2 separate regions of the Homo sapiens genome follow, and region 2 is linked to region 1. Evidence: chromatin loops called from intact Hi-C (ENCODE). Cell type or tissue: ovary. All regions are shown on one strand. Links, peaks and the distances in the headings refer to the core of each region. The heading gives the core; the rest is flanking DNA. Region 1 overlaps CELF1 (CUGBP Elav-like family member 1). Region 2 overlaps CELF1 (CUGBP Elav-like family member 1).

The links. Peaks named below come from ENCODE experiments on the same cell type or tissue, not always from the same donor. Only the 100,000 strongest peaks of a DNase experiment are listed, where the experiment ranks them.
Region 2: a loop joins it to region 1, with 3 times the contacts of the local background. A loop is called at or near these places in 4 of 110 quality-filtered maps.

The regions. Positions count from the first base shown.
Region 1 is chr11:47,511,628-47,519,973 of GRCh38, forward strand. The region is part of intron 1 of CELF1 (CUGBP Elav-like family member 1); the gene reads right to left. Among named protein-coding and RNA genes, the nearest start is that of CELF1, 37 kb to the right of the region's middle. RefSeq lists a silencer at 1,933-2,072. In ovary, for the core only: no CTCF peak of the experiment used is centred there; no DNase peak of the experiment used is centred there.
Region 2 is chr11:47,462,368-47,470,713 of GRCh38, forward strand. CELF1 (CUGBP Elav-like family member 1) reads right to left here. Exons shown (of 15, transcript NM_001376376.1): 15 at 3,570-8,346. Among named protein-coding and RNA genes, the nearest start is that of RAPSN, 17 kb to the left of the region's middle. In ovary, for the core only: no CTCF peak of the experiment used is centred there; DNase peaks (open chromatin) are centred at 4,625 and 5,154; H3K27ac peaks cover 2,836 bases.

The sequences.
Region 1 (8,346 bases), core at 319-8,318:
ATTTACCATACACTATGACCTGTTTTGGGTGCTTTACATTTAATCCTCATACGTACGCTATCTCCATTTTGCAGATGAGAAAAGATACAGAGATGAAATGACTCCCTCAAGATCACAGAGATCCGGGCTAAGAAGGCTGCTTCAGGTTAAAAATTGTCTCCAAGGAAGCTCATGCACATAACCCACAGAAAGTCTGTTTAAATGCTAAGGGCCATAAAGTTGAGTCTGACTTTTTTTTTGAGACAGAGTCTCTCTCTCTTTTCCAGGCTGAAGTGAAGTGGCATGATCTCGACTCACTGCAACCTCTGCCTCCCGGGTTCAAGTGCTTCTTGTGCCTCAGCCTCCCAAGCAGCTAGGACTACAGGCACAAGCCATCATGCCCAGCTAATGTTTTGTATTTTCAGCAGAAACAGGGTTTCCCCATGTTGCCAAAGCTGGTCTTGAACTCCTGAGTTTAGGCAATCCACCCTCCTTGGCCTCCCAGAGTAAGCTAGGATTACAGGAGTGAGCCACTGTGCCCGGTTTTTTGTTTTGTTTTGTTTTGAGATGGAGTCCCGCTCTGTTTCCCAGGCTGGAGTGCGGTGGCATGATCTCTGCTTACTGCAACCTCCGCCTCCCAGGTTCAAACGATTCTCCTGCCTCAACCTCCTGAGTAGCTGGGACTACAGGCACTGGCCACCAAGCCTGGCTAATTTTTTTGTATTTTTAGTAGAGACAGGTTTTCACTGTATTAGCCAGGATAGTCCTGATCTCCTGACCTCATGATCCACCTGCCTTGGCCTCCCAAAGTGCTGGAATTACAGGCATGAGCCACCGTGCCCAGAATTTTTTTTTTTTTTTTTTTTTTAGAGATGAGGGATCACTCTGCCCAGCTAATTTTTTTTGTATTTTTAGTAGAGACAGAGTCTGGCCATGTTAGCCAGGGTGGTCTCGAACTCCTGACCTCAAATGATCTGCCTGCCTCAGCCTCCCGAAATGTTGGGATTACAGATGTGAGCCTCCGCACCCTGCCCAAACTTTTAACTGGAAAAGAGAAAAAAGACAAATAATAGAAATAACTTGGGAAAAGTATATTCTCTTTAAAGTATTACTTTTTGGTCAGCTTGCAATGCCCTTTACTTCTTTCTTCCTGTTACATGCCTAGCTCAATAAGTAAGTTAGGCCCCCTGCTTTGGAAAACTCCATGTTCACCTACTCTCATGCTCCAGAGAGCCAAGTAAACAGATAAAAGGATCAAGCGGGAAGCAGACCTCTCAGGAGCTGGAGGCCTGTAAGCCCAACAATGCTTTAGGCTAAACAGACTAAACTTTATGCTAAACCGTGTGAAAATGGACAAGTGAGATTTCCTGAAAACAAAATCCACAGCTTTCATCAGATTCTATAAGGGGTTCACAACCATTCTTAGAATGGTCCCCTCTTGGACTTCCAATCCCTAGAGGATGGGACTAGATTAATCTAGACTAACACTAGGTCATCTAAAACTATAATTGTATTTTCTCTAAACAAGTTTTTAAACAGCTATCTAGTTTAGTCCACATCACATACAATTCACCTCATTTAAAATGTTGTTAGTGATTTTAATCTCATTTCAAAATGTTGTTAGTGAACTATGTTTCAACTTTCTCATTTATATTCATATCCACAGAACACCTGAATAAAAGTAACACATATCAGACCTTCAATTGTTGAACTTAATTCCCCAGTTTATCTGGTGTAATTTGTAAAGTTTCTATGAACTTTCCTGAATTGAGACATACTTGCACTTCCTAGTTTTTTGGGGGTTTTCCCCCCTGAAATTGCAGGTACTGTAAAAGCAACATGTGGGCAGCACCCCCTCTTTTTTTTTTTTTGAGACAGAGTCTCGCTCTGTCACCCAGGCTGGAGTGCAGTGGCGTGATCTCAGCTCACTGCAAGCTCCGCCTCTCGGGTGCATGCCATTCTCCTGCCTCAGCCTTCCGAGTAGCTGGGACTACAGGCACCCGCCACCACGCCTAATTTTTTGTATTTTTAGTAGAGATGGGGTTTCACCATGTTAGCCAGGATGGTCTCGATCTCCTGACCTCGTGATCCGCCCACCTCGGCCTCCCAAAGTGCTAGGATTACAGGCGTGAGCCACTGCGCCCGGCCACCCTCTTTTTTTTTTTTTAAACAAAATATTTCATAAGTATTCCTTCCTGTTTTAATTTTTCCATTTCCCCAACTTTAATTAATTATACTTACAACCATATTTTGGTTTATCTTCTACCAGGATTTCTTCCATGCATACAATAAAATGTACAAACACTCAAATACACAAAATTTTCCTTTTTTTTTTCCCCCCAGATGGAGTCTTGTTCTGTTGTCCAGGCTGGAGTGCAGTGGCATGATCTCAGCTCACTGCAGCCTCTGCCTCCCGGGTTCAAGCAATTCTCCTGCCTCAGCCTCCCAAGTAGCTGGGACTACAGGCGTGCACCACCACACCCAGCTAATTTTTGTATTTTTTAGTACAGACAGGGTTTCGACATGTTGGCCAGGCTGGAACTCCTGACCTCAAGTGATGGGCTCACCTTGGCCTCCCAAAGTACTGGGATTACAGGCATGAGCCACCATGTCTGGCCTCAAATACACAGAATTTTCAAATTCAATATTATACTAAGTATAATACTGCACAACCTACTTTTTTGCACCTAACAATGATAAACATTTTCTCGTAAGCAGCCATTATTAAAGGATCAGAGCCACAAATGGCCTAAAGCTTGACTCTGCCAATAGCATCCTTGCATATTCACAACCAATAAATAGAACTACCTCCCTAATCTAGCTCACCTCCCATTTAGTTATATGATCTTTCCATGAGTATATAAGCACCTAAACCAGAGGTCGTCTCACCTGAGAGACACCCTATTTTAGAGGCACTCAGATGAGGCAAACAGAGCATGCAAAAAACATTTTTAAAAATCTCTTTTTGGCCAGGCATGATGGCTCATGCCTGTAATCCCAGCACTTTGGGAGGCCAAGGCAGGAACATCTCTAGCACCCAGGAGTTTGAGACCAGCCTCGGCAACATAGCAAGACCCTATCTCTACAAAAAAAAAAAAAAAAAAAATCAGACAGGCATGGCAGTGCACGCCTGTAGCCCTAATTTGGATGCTGAGGTAGGAAGATTGCTTGAGTCCAGAAATTTGAGGCTGCAGTGAGCCATGATCGTGCCACTGCACTCCAGTCTGGCTGACAGAGCAAGACCTTGTTTCAAAAAATAAAATAATTTAAAAAATCTCTTTTCCTATTTCCTCCCCAAATGCCCACACACTGGGTGTAACTCTCAAATCCCCCGTATTTCCTCTCTGCTCCCCAAACAGCTTCCTACTGTGGTGAGAGCTGGGAGGTGGGAGGAGGAATCTAATTCTTTCTATAGTTCCTGTTTCTTTACCATGGCAGTACTGTCAACAATGGACAACAAATTGCTGGATGCAGCAGTAGCAATTTACATATGGTAGCTAAGCTAATGCACAGCTTTCTCTGGGCAGAATTACTAACGCTTCTACCTATCATTGCAGTTTGAACCCAATGTTCCAGGCACACCAGTGTTAAGTATTTGCCTGGTGGCTTCTACCTTCAAAGGCACAGGGAATGATACACAGAAGTAATACACAGAAGTGAGGGAGGTGGAGGGAGTGGGAGCTCTGAACCCACCGAGGGAGGGTGCTCGCTCCAAGGACTGTGACACCAGACAAAGTACCTAATTCAAACCCAAAGGCTCAGTCATTCAACCTTTCCATAATATTCATGATCACTTGCTCAAATCTGGCATGTTCTAAGACCACAGTTCCTTCTTAGTTTCACTGCCCTGCCATGAGGCCAAATCTGTCTTATCTAGTGAGTCACTACTGCTCCTCTTTCCAACTGCATTTTGATTTCAGCCCACTTGTGCAGCTCATCAGGGCTGCACCATATGTTAGTACCATGTAGGCAGAATGTGACTAATTTTTTTCTCAAGCCCTGTCAGAGCGACTTTTAAAATCACCTTATAATCTTGATGTCTCTTGCGGAGTCATTATAACACATAACCTTTGGAAAGGACTATAATTATTTTTCTGAGTGCTCAAAGGAGATTCTTCAGCATTTTCATTCCCATTTTTCAGATGAAGGAACTAAAGGGAAGATAAGGGATTAAGAGACCTGGGTTCCACAACCAACCACTGGGACTTGGACTTTCTTGAGTCACAGTGCTGTATTTGGTAAAATAAGGCAGCTTGTAAAATGCCTTTTATTGGGAAACTCAAAATATTACTTTGCCTCTCTTTATTATTTACTTATTTATTTTTTTTTAGATAGAGTCTTGCTCTGTCACCCAGGCTAGAGGGTAGTGGTGCAATCTTGGCTCCCTGCAACCTCTGCCTCCCGGGTTCAACATGGTGAAACCCTATCTCTACTAAAAATACAAAAATTAGCTGGGCATGGTGGCAGGCGCCTGTAATCCCAGCTACTTGGGAGGCTACGGCAGGAAGAATTGCTTGAACCCAGGAGGTGAACTGAAATCATGTCACTGCACTCCAGCCTGGGTGACAGAGCAAGACTCTGTCTCAAAATAAAAAATAAAAATAAAAAGAGAGAGAGAAAAGGACTGAATGGCCCATGGACCACAAATGTTTTTTGAATTGGTCAAGATCATAATAAGTGAGTGAAAGTAATGCTCTAATACACTGAAAGTAAAATAGAGATGACTTGCAGATTTAGCTAGTATCACCAAATTCCCCCGAATTTAGTTTAAAAGGAAGGCGAGCAGCTGCTTCCACCTCCTCTAGGCAACCTGCCTCTTCTCCAACAATAATAGCAATAATGGTTGCTACAGCTGATAATTAAGCTCATCTCAAGAGGGTTTCTTAAATCTTCCGGGTATTGCAGATCCTATGTTTATTCTAGCAACTCTTTAGGGTAATTGCTTGACTGACATTGCAATTATTAGGCCTCCCCATCTCCATTAATAATATTCTCTTTTTTTTTTTTTGTTTGAGACAGAGTCTCGCTCTGTCGCCTAGGCTGGAGTGCAGTGGCATGATCTTGGCTCACTGCAATCTCTGCCTCCCAGTTGTAAGCAATTTTCCTGCCTCAGCCTCCCCAGTAGCTGGGACTACAGGCCCAAGCCACCAAGCCTGGCTAATTTTTATATTTTTTTAGTAGAGACAAGGTTTCATCATGTTGGCCAGGCTGGTTTTGAACTCCTGACCTCAGGTGATCCACTTGCCTCAGTGTCCCCAAGTGCTGGGATTACAGACATGAGCCACCACGCCCAGCTCACTAGTATTTTTCAATGGATAATATCACTTGCAAAATATAAAAAGGGATAGTATCTCATCAATATTGAAAACTGAGCTGAGCACAGTGGCTCACACTTATAATCTCAGCACTTTGGGAGGACTGCTTGAGCCCACAAGTTCCAGACCAGCCCAGGCAATATAGTGAGACTTATCTCTACAAAAAAATTCAAAAATTAGCTGGGTGTGGTGGCACGTGCCTGTAGTCCCAGTTACTTGGGAAGCTGAGGCGGGAGAATCACTTGAGCCCAGGAGGTCGGGCTGCAGTGAACTGTGATCATGCCACTGCACTCCAGCCTGGACAACTGAGAGAGAGCCTGTCTAAAAAAACAAACAGAGAAAAAAAAAAAAAAAAAAAGACATGCCCTTTGAATTCAGCAATCCCAGTTCTAGAAATATAGTTTACAAATAATCTTGTATCTGATGTATACAAAGTATGCAAAGGGGCATTCATAAGAACATTGTTTACATCAGCAAAACCTGAAAACATATGCCCATTAATTGAAGGCTATTAAATACAGTATAACCATACAACAGAACACTATGTAGCTATTAAAGAAAATAAGGCAGCTAACTGATCAAGACGTATTCATATAATAAGAAAGGAATTACACATGGCTTGTATATGAACAGAGTATCTCTGGATGGATAAAGAAATAACTGCTAACAGTAGTTGTAGAGGTGGAACAGTGGTTGAATTGTTTACATGTGAACACGTTACCTATTCTACAGAAATTTTTTTTTTTTTGAGACGAAGTTATGCTCTTGTTGCCCAGGCTAGAGTACAATGGCGCAATATTGGCTCACTGCAACCTCCGCCTCCCGGGTTCAAGCAATTCTACTGCCTCAGCCTCCCGAGCAGCTGGGATTACAGGCACCTGCCACCAAACCCAGCTACTTTTTTGTATTTTTAGTAGAGATGGGGTTTCACCATGTTGGCCAAGCTGGTCTCGAACTCCTGACCTTAGGTGATCGACCTGAAGTGCTAGGATTACAGGCACGAGCCACTGTGCCCGGCCTACTGAAAATTTTTTTAAAGAAAACTTGAGCTTTTGGAGCATGGCAACCTAGCCTGCAGACACCGTATCCCCTTGTCCACTTCCCCCTGCAACCCATAAGTCCATTCCTACCACTTAAAAAAAGGAAAACTCGTGGAACTATAAAGCACAAAGTAAAGAAAAACCTCAACTCATACTCTTTTCCAAAACAGCATTTTGGTTTTGTATTTTTTTCCTGCTTTGCCTGAAACTTCTGTGTGGAAACTGCCATTGTCCAGGTGATCCAGCAGTATATCATAATTACATCACACCATTTTAAATGACCCCAGCAACTCAAATAACGTTCATGCAGCTGGGACCTCATCATGTATGGCCTATTTACAAAGTCTGAAGCTATTTCAATCACTCAGCTGTATAGCTATACATTTTCTTCAATCAACCTTTCCTGCCAAGGCAAAGTGCAACATTAGCTGGATTCCAGTAAAGAAGGCAAGGGACAGGGTGAGATAATATGTCAAAACAAGTTCTATAAATACAGCTTTTGGCTTGTATCTCAAAAAGGAATCAAAAGAGCTTCAAGTTTAAACAGAAAAACCCTACAGTCCCTGCAGTATCTTACTTGAAGGCTCTAGAGAACAGAAGACACCAGGGAACTGGAATCTTATTTCTCACACTGTAATATCTTGTCTCTCTCTCCCTTATCTCAGGGGCAGGTTTAGATGCAATTGCAAGCTTTATCATTCCAACTCTGCATCTCCCCTGCCTCTTTTCTTATCTTACCACCTCTACCCTACCAAACACATCAATTTCCTTCCTCTCTGTGAGGCTGCTCCACCTCTTAGGCAGACAGGCCCAATACACACAACATACAACAGTCTTTCCTTAGCACTAGCCACCTAACTTCTATCATCTCCAAAATCCTTGACCAAGCAGCCAAGAACCCTGCCTTTACCATCTGCCCCAACCTCACCATCAAACACACGGGCACTCATGCGGGATGCTTCCATATGGTCTTGTTTCAGGAGCTTTGCCCTGTTCTGTTGAAAAGCAGGAAACTTTATTTTCTTTCTGTTCTTAAATTCTTAATTCTATAAAACTAGAGAAACCAGAAACTACTTCTGTAGAGACACTTCCTGAGACAGTTAGGTTATAGGCCAGAAAATGCAAATTTTGTACCTCTGCTTCAGCCAATCAGGGAACATGTTCAGCAAAGCTTGATTCACCCTAAAGGACGCACAGCCCTAAGACAAATTCTATTCTATTCTATTATCACTTTTTAAAAAAAGTTACTTTGGCTGGCCTGTAATCCCAGCATTTTGGGAGGCCGAGGCAGGTGGATCACTTGAGGTCAGAGTTCGAGACCAGCCTGGCCAACGGGGTGAAACCCCATCTCTACTACAAATACAAACAAATTAGCCCGGCGTGGAGGCGGGAACCTGTAATCCCAGTTACTTGGGAGGCTGGGGCAGAAGAATCACTTGAACAGGGAGGCACAGGTTGCAGTGAGCTGAGATCACACCACTGCACTCCAGCCTGTGTGACAGAGCGAGACTCCATCTCTAAATAAATAAATAAATAAATAAATAAATAAATAAATAAATAAATAAGGTACTTCAATTATCATGCTTTCATCACTCTGCAATTGTGCTCCTAAAGGTGCTTCTCGCCGGGCGTGGTGGCTCACGCCTATAATCCCAGCACTTGCACTTTGGGAGGCCAAGGCGGGTGGATCACAAGGTCAGGAGATCGAGACCATCCTGGCTAACACGGTGAAACCCCTACTGAAAATAAAAATTAGCTGGGCGTGGTCGTGGGCGCCTGTAGTCCCCGCTACTCGGGAGGCTGAGGCAGGAGAATGGCATGAACCCAGGAGGCGCAGCTTTTAGTGAGCTGAGATCGTGCCACTGCATTCCAGCCTGGGCGACGGAGCCAGACTCCGTCTCAAAAAAAAAAAAAAGGAGTGCTTCTCACATTTAAATACCCACTTAAATCATCTGTCACATCCTTCAAATCACTCCTAAAAAAACTCAACTGTTCCACAAAATTTAACTTGT
Region 2 (8,346 bases), core at 308-8,307, 49 kb before region 1:
GGCCGGGCGAGGTGGCTCATGTCTGTAATCCCAGCACTTTGGGAGGCCAAGGTGGGTGATCAACTTGAGGCCAGGAGTTTGAGACCAGCCTGGCTAACATGGTGAAACCCTGTCTCTACTAAAAATACAAAAAATTAGTCGAATGTGGTGGCACATGCCTGAAGCTGAGGCAAGGGAGTTGCTTGAGCCTGGGAGGTGGAGGCTGCAGTGAGCAGACTGTGCCACTGCATTCCAGACTGGGTGACAGAGCAAGACTCTGTCTCAAAACAAAAACAAAAACAAAACAAAATCCAACAAAACACTTAATTAAGATACAGCTTTATTGGCCAGGCACGGTGGCTCATGCCTGTAATCCCAGCACTTTGGGAGGCCAAGGCAGGTCAATCACCTGAGGTTGGGAGTTCGAGACCAGACTGATCAACATGGTGAAACCCCATCTCTACTAAAAATACAAAAATTAGCTGGGCATGGTGGTGCGTGCCTGTGGTCCCAGCTACTAGGGAGGCTGAGGCAGGACAATCGCTTGAACCTGAGAGGCAGAGGTTGCAGTGAGCTGAAATCGCACCATTGCACTCCAGAGTGGACAACAAGAGATAAACTGCGTCTCAAAAAAAGATACAGCTTTATTATAATAAATATGCAAAAGCCTAAACTTTTTTAAAAGGCTGAAATAGTACTTGACATATTTCCTTTTTTGGGTCAATTTTATTTATTATTTATTTTGAGATGGAGTCTTGCTCTGTCGCCCAGGCTGGAGTGCAGTGGCGCGATCTCGGCTCACTGCCAGCTCAGGCTCACGCCATTCTCCTGCCTCAGCCTCTGGAGTAGCTGGGACTACAGGCGCCCGCCACCATGCCCAGAGAATTTTTTGTATTTTTAATGGAAACGGGGTTTCACCGTGTTAGCCAGGATGGTCTTGATCTCCTGACCTCGTGATCTGCCTGCCTCGGCCTCCCAAAGTGCTGGGATTACAGGCGTGAGCCACCGTGCCCGGCCTTGGGTCAATTTTAAAGAGAAGCAACAGCCTTTAAGCATTATTTCAATTAAAAGATGCTCAAGTTATACTTAATATTCTATTTTTAGATAAAAGGCCCAGGAAGAGAGTCTGAGGGGGAAGCCTCTGATTCTCTACCCTTGCCCTCCACTACACCAATTTCCCCAAGTGTGAAATGCAGAACTCACTAAGAAGGCACTCCATGGACACTTTATATTAGTAGTTATATGTGTGTGTGTGTGTATTTTTGGAGACAGGGTCTCACTCTGCCACCTATGCTGGAGTGCAGTGGCATGATCACAGCTCACTGCAGCCTGGACCTCCTGGGCTCAAGCAATCTTTCCACCTTTGCTTCTGGAGTAGCTGGGACCCCAGGTGTGTGCCACCATGCCTGATTTTATTTTTTGTTGAGATGGGGTCTCACTCTGTTGCCCAGCCTGGTCTCAATTGATCCTCCCACTTGGCCTCCCAAAGTGTTGGGATTACAGGCGGAGCCACCGAGCCCTGCTAATGTGTATTTTATAATGTAATGATTACAGCATCAAACTTGTAATTTCACAAATATCAGTGGGTCAGAATGAAAAAAGTACATTTCAAGTTGATTTACAAAATTAGGTGGTAATGGGGCTGTGCATGGTGGCTCATGCCTGTAATCCCAGCACTTTGGGAGGCCAAGGCAGGCAGACTGCTTGAGTCCAGAAGTTCAAGACTAGCCTGGGCAACATGGCGACACCTGTCTCTACAAAAAATACAAAAATTAGCTAGGCATGATGGCATGTGCCTGTAAGTCCCAGCTATTCGAAGGCTGAGGTGGGAGGATCACATGAGCCTGGGGAGGCTGAGGCTGTTGTGAGCAATGACTGCACCACTGTATGCCAGCGTCGTTGACAGTGAGACCCTGTCTCAAAAACAAAAAATCAGGTGATGATGATTGCACAAGCATTGTGAATGTGTTTAATGGTAGTAAATTATAAAATTATAGGGAGTATATATTCAGGGCAACTTGAATCTATACTCCAAAGTAAAACAAAATTCTTAAAAATTATACTTAAAAGTGTTTAAAATGGCAAATTTGATTTTGTCACAATAAAAACAAACGACACTGGGTAAACAATGGTTGAGCTGGTCTCAGATCTAGTGACGTGAGAGTATGGAGAGGAGTGCTCTTTAGAAGTTGCCCGTCCCCCACAGGCAGCAGCGCCCTGCAGGAGCCCGCTGACCAACCAGTTACAAGTGAACCTCTCAAACACCAAAATGGCTGCTTTAAGGAGGGCGCAGCTGCAATGAGTCACCTCCCAGGGGAGCCACAAAAGCCATAGGTCCTCTAAGCTCCTCTCACTGGGGCCTAGAGGACAGAGAGCAATCAATCTGTGATGAGACACAGGTTAATTAAAGCACATTTATTGGCTTTTGAATTCTTTCTATTCAGTAGTGGTTAGGAGAAAGGGCTCAGGAGTTGGGCAATGTGGTTTGATTCCCAGTGCACACCACTTTCTAGCAGGCAACCCAATTTCTTTTAACCTGTTTGCTCATCTGTAAAACGAGGATGGGAAAACTAGCTACCTCCTAGGGATGCTATGAAGCCTGGAACATGTAGTGGGTATCATGTGTATCCTGCAGCGCCTGATGGTGGTAAACAATCAACATTAGCTAGGATAATTATTTGCATATAAGTTCTGATTTTTAAACATTTTTAATGAATAAAAATGGGGACGTGAACAAAGGAACACCCAAATGCAGAACTTGGTAGACAAAATCTAAAACCCCCAAGCTGCCACTTGTTTTTGAGAACAAGTGGACAGCAAAAGGGATCCCCAGTCTGGGAGACGCTTGGCTAAATCAAGTCTGAGGCTTCTTTACTGCCTAATTTCAGAGAGAACATTCTTTATTGCAGGGACAACATTCACAAACTTATTTGTGTTAAGAATCCTTATTTCATAGAACATATCATGGTCTAGTACTCAATGCAACCCTCACTGAGAAATGCTACCCAAGACCCACTCCACATAGAGGGACATGTAGGAGAAGGCTGAGGCCTGGTCCATCCAGCACTATTGAGTAGTCCACAGAGCCTTAGAAGCATGCCATTCAGGGGCCTTGTACTGAGGTCAGAGTGAGGGAAGTAGAAGCTTAAGAACTTTGGGCCAGAGCTTTAAAGGTCTGGAGGGAGGAAGACTGCCGGGGCTCTGGGATTTGGTGCTGGCCAGCAGAGTCCTAGGGAGCAGGGACTCTGCGCACTAGGGAAGAGATGTGCACTGGCAGGTCTGGACCAGCTCTGTTTTGTGGCAGCCAAGGAGAACAGGAGATGCTCAAAAATTAGGGTGGGCAAAAAAGTTTTAAGGTGTTTCCGCATAAGTAGAAATCCTGGAGAATACAAAAAGATGGGGAAGGCAGTTTTCTGGGGAGAAATTATGTTTTCCTTCCGGAGCTTTTGGGGGGTTCAGCTGCACATCTTCAGGTACATAAAAATGAAGCCTTATAGGGCACCCACACCCCCTCTTCAGGAACATGGCAACCCCACCTGCTCCAAGGACACATCACCCTCCCCAACAATCAGTAACTCTGAAGACATCAGTTCTTCTCAAACAGTTTAATAGCAAATAAACAAAGGAAGGTACCACACTTGGCAGATACAAAATGACTTTTTGTCCATGTGTCTGTGCAATTAAAACAGATTTAGGTTCCCCATTGGGACAAAAGGAAAAACACACAAAAAAAGGAAGGAGATTCCTTTGAAACACATACTCCCTTGCTCCAAACTTATAACAATTTTTTTTTCTTTTTAAATTCACTACACAAACTCTGTGATTAGGTAAGAAAAGCGACGAGGGCTCTCCTTGCCTTTTTTTAAACCATTAAAGTAAAATCCATAATTTTCTACAGAGTACAACACAAGTTCACACAAAAAAGACATTTTCTTTTGCAAATCAAAACAGGAAAGAAAGGAAAAGCTCAAACAAGATAAAGGAAAAGCATTTCTACGGCTGAATCACGACTGAGTTGATTGAATCCCGTTGTTGCTGCAGAACAGACTGTGCGTTTGGTCATAGTGGCAATTTTTTTTTCTCTTCACATTGTGAAATCACTTTACATTGTTTTCTAGTAGAAAAGGCAAAAAACTGTACAAAACCCCTAGTGTTAAATACAACGTTTGTACCAATAAAAAACTCACACAGGTTTGTCTCCAAAATGTAAAGTTTCTTTTTTTTTTTCTTTTTAAATTATTCACAAAAAGCAGCTGGAAATCAGAAAGGCAGCTGCCGCTCCAGGGTCTCAAATCCATTAAAACCACCACAGAACAATTAAAACAATCAGAGAGAGAAAAGGAAAAGGAAACAACGTCCAACATTTGGCATTTGGTTTTATCCACAGGTTTTCCCAGAGCTCCTCTTGGAATTGAAAGCAAAATATATTGGCAAACACTGCTTCTCAATACACAGGAAGGGGAGCCTCAGTGCCTCCTGCCAACAGAGGCGGCTCTGTGCAGTCAGACTGTGGGGTGCACAGCAGTCTCTCAGGCTGGGGTTTCTGGCCTCTTTCCATCCAATCACCCCTTCCAGGAAATTCAGCAGCCTACCAGACACTGGGCCTCTGCCTGGCTGCCCTTTCCCCCAGGCAGAGCGGCCTTGGGCATAATACCAGGCAACCTGCCAGCCCCAGAGCAGAAACCCTGCTGGGATCCCTTCCTTCATCAACCTTGGTGTGGAGGATGCTCAATAGCGCTTCCACCTCCCCCTCCCCAGCCCCTAGCTACATCTCTCCACCCTTCCCTGGACAGTCCTACTTCCCAGCTCACCCACCCACCAGCAGCTTAAGTCTGGGTGGGATCTATCATCAGCTCCTCCCCCTGTAACCTCTTCCCTCCACAGATCCACCCTGTGCTCCTCTCCTCACCTCTCCCCCTCCACTCACATTCTTACTCAAGTCTCCAAGACCCTGAGGCTGGATGGTGCCACAAGAGAGGAGGGTCAGTTTCCCTCAGGGAACCAAAAAACTGGCTTGCTTGGCACCCAGGGACAGTAGCTGTTTGGCTCTCCACCCAATTAAAAAAACAAATCCCTGCCCTTTCCCCCACCCCACTAGCTAAGCAAGAGCAGAGCTGTGATGAAGAGCCAGTGCCGGGTGGCTGGTGCCCAGGGCTGTAAACAGTGTGAAGACTGTAGTATTGTGCTTGTCACCTAGGAAAAGCGCCAGCAGGTGAATTGCCGCTTGGTGTGCAGATGGCCTCCTACGGGTGATTGGGAGCGCCCTCCTTCCTCCAGGTGCTCACTGCCCCTAATGTGCTAAATAAGCCTCTTACCCACCTGCTGCCACCTTCTAGGCTCTACCTCTGCTTCTCGTGTCTCTCCAGGCCCCCTTCCCACCCTCTCTGAGCAAAGCAGCCAGCCTCCCGGAAGCCCCGGTAAGACCTGGAGGCCACACGAAGTGACAGTCTAAGTGCACAGGCAAACGCTCTAAGGGCAATAGAGGAGAAAGTTGCCACTTCAAAATTAAACAATACAATCTTGAAAAAAATAATCAACCCTACAACAATTTAAAACAGCTTCTTTGAAACCCTTTTAAATCGATCAGTTTTTGCACAAACTATAGAAAACAGAGAGGTGAAGGTGATATATACGAAGGTGTGAAGAAACAGCAGGAAACATGCAAAACTTTTTTCTGGGCATAATCTTAGTAGGAAAGGAAAAAATTCAAAACAAAAACACAAAAACAATACAAAAACAAAAACAACAACAAAAAAATCAAAGCATCACATTTTGCTGTGGAGACTGTTGGAACAAGCATGGGGCTGAGGGGAAGGGGCAGGCGGGATATCCAGGACTCCCCAGAGTCGCTCCAGGGAAGAACCACAAAAGAAAAAGAAAAAGAAAAAGGGCTGGCTGGGGCCCAAAGTGCAGCCTGCGGTCAAAAAGGAAAGGGGGTTCAGGTGCTCTCCGCAGTTGAGAACTCAGAAGAAAAACAAAAGAAAGAACAATACATGCGGTCTCCTCAAGCCCCACAGACTGTATCAGCAAAATGTGCTCAGGAGCCTCAGAGGTTTTAGTGACATCTTTTATTTCATTGTTTACTTCAAAGTTGTCTTTAAAACTAAGCACACAGAGAAACAAAGCCTAGAAACGGACTGGCTGTGTGTTCACAGAAATACAAACACCACGCGGTATGTGCTAGTAGGGCTGCTCTGAAGACAATTACAAAGAATTGGAATCACAAAATCAAGTGGTTATCTTATGAAGTTCTAGAAAAATAGATTTTTTTTATATTCAAATGCAAGTTTAAATATTTCCCCTTCAGCAGTCGTTCTAGCAAAACCAATTTGGCAGCACAAAAGGAAAAAAAAAGGAAAGAAAAAAAGAAAAAAAAACGAAGAAAGAAACAAACATAATAAAAATACACATCAGCATCAAAGGTCAACACAAGGTCAAAGGTGAGAGTTCAAGCATCAGAGAAGCTGAAGAGACAGGGATTTGGACGATGTACTTGACGCCACATCGACATGCTTTAGGCACAACGATGAACAAACGGCAGGAATCTAGAAAAAAAAACAAACCAGAAAGAGGGAGACCCACTGAGTTACACAGAGCAATACATCCAAACAAAGAGAGAGAGAACAGGAACACTCACTGTGTGTACAGCCCTGAAATGAGGTGGGCGGGCAGGGGTTGGGTAATGACAGGGAACTTTTGCACATGCTAACAATGGACACAGGGAAAAGTCAAAAAGGACATGGAGGACACCAAGAACACATCTAATTGCCAGAGACAGAAGGGAACCTAAGGCTTGGATTTTCCATGAAGCACCCAACTCCTAAGAGAAGGTCTCCAGGGGAGCAGAGCCTCAGCCTCTCTCCCCACTCCCTGGTCACAACCCAAGGGGAAGCAGAAGATGCTGGCTGGGGTGGGGAAAATTTTTCAGGGAAGAGGACCAGAATTTCTGCTCAATCTTATGGGGATGGCCCTTTGTTCCCAGAAATCCAAGCTCTTAGCTTCCATCCAGGCCCTGGCCACTCAAGGGGAACCCAGGAGACAGTGGTCTGGCTGCATTCAAGGCAAATCAATTTCATGATGTAACCCAAGTAAGAAACAAAACTACAGCAGAAAACACATTGTAAGTGAAACCTTCACACAACAGAAAAGGATTGCTTAAGACTTGACAGCGAGTCTCCACTCTGAGCTGAGCCCTTTCACACGTGAGACTTGTAGGGGAGCAGCTTCTTCACAAAACCATCTTTGGCCTGGGGAAAGAACTGTGCTCAAGGGCAGTGCTACTGCTGTGCTAACTCACTGGGCAGGGGGAGGAGAGAACAGAGAAGTGCATGGTCTCACCAGCTGGCTGCTCAAGCAGCCCAGGACCCTGCTGGGGCGAGCATTCCTTTTAGAAAAGAAAACCCATCAGCAGGTATGAAGCCCTCAGGGTCTGGTATCAAAGGTGGGTGGATTGCACCTTGGCCTCTTATGTCATTAGGAAAGGGGTTTCATAAGGTCCCAGAGCCCAGGACAAATCCATGGACAAATAATGGTGAGATGGGGGAAGGCGGAGAGAAGAAGGGGATGTGGGAAGGGAGTGGCGTTCTGGCTAAGGAGGAAGACAGAACAGAAGGCTAGGGAGCACAGCACCGGCAGCACCCTATGGAGCACAGCTCTCTCCTCTGCCAATTCACAGCATTAACACCTTCCCCTTGGGCAGGTTAGCTGGGCTGCAAACGGGCCACAGAAAGTCAGTAGTTTCAATCATACACAGCACCCTGTGTGTATAACAATCACATTCTGGATTCTACAAAATCCTGGCCTTTTCCAGAGATATAATTTAGGTAATAAATATTCTCCACCCCGGAGCTGTATAAAACTTCTATAAAAATAGAAACGACATTCTTGGTTCCAGCCGGTTGGGATTCAGAACAGCGCCTCCCCAACCTAGCATTTTTTTCTTTTTTTTTTTTGTTTTCTTTTTTCTTTTTTATTTTTATTTTTTGCATTTATTTAAAAAATCCCATCATGACCCTGGAAGCCTTTAGAACAGTTTTATCCTTTGAAACACAGGACACATTTCTCCCAGTGCGCAGAATTTCAAGTTTACGTGGTTCAGCTTAAGAAGTGTATGTTTCACGTTCCTTAGAGGACAACAGACCCAAGTTATCACTATGAGAAAGGAACAGCTGTCCCAGCTTCAATGGGATAATCCAACACCACCAGCTACCTGTACAACAGTAAGATGGTCAATCCCTGTCTGTTACCCACAGGGACAGCATGACAAGGAGAGAGCCCCCATCTGACTTAATAGCAAACCAACCCCTTTATTCTTATCTCTGCTGCTAGGGGTCAAGACTGGTATTTGTTGAGGTTTCAGATTCCAGA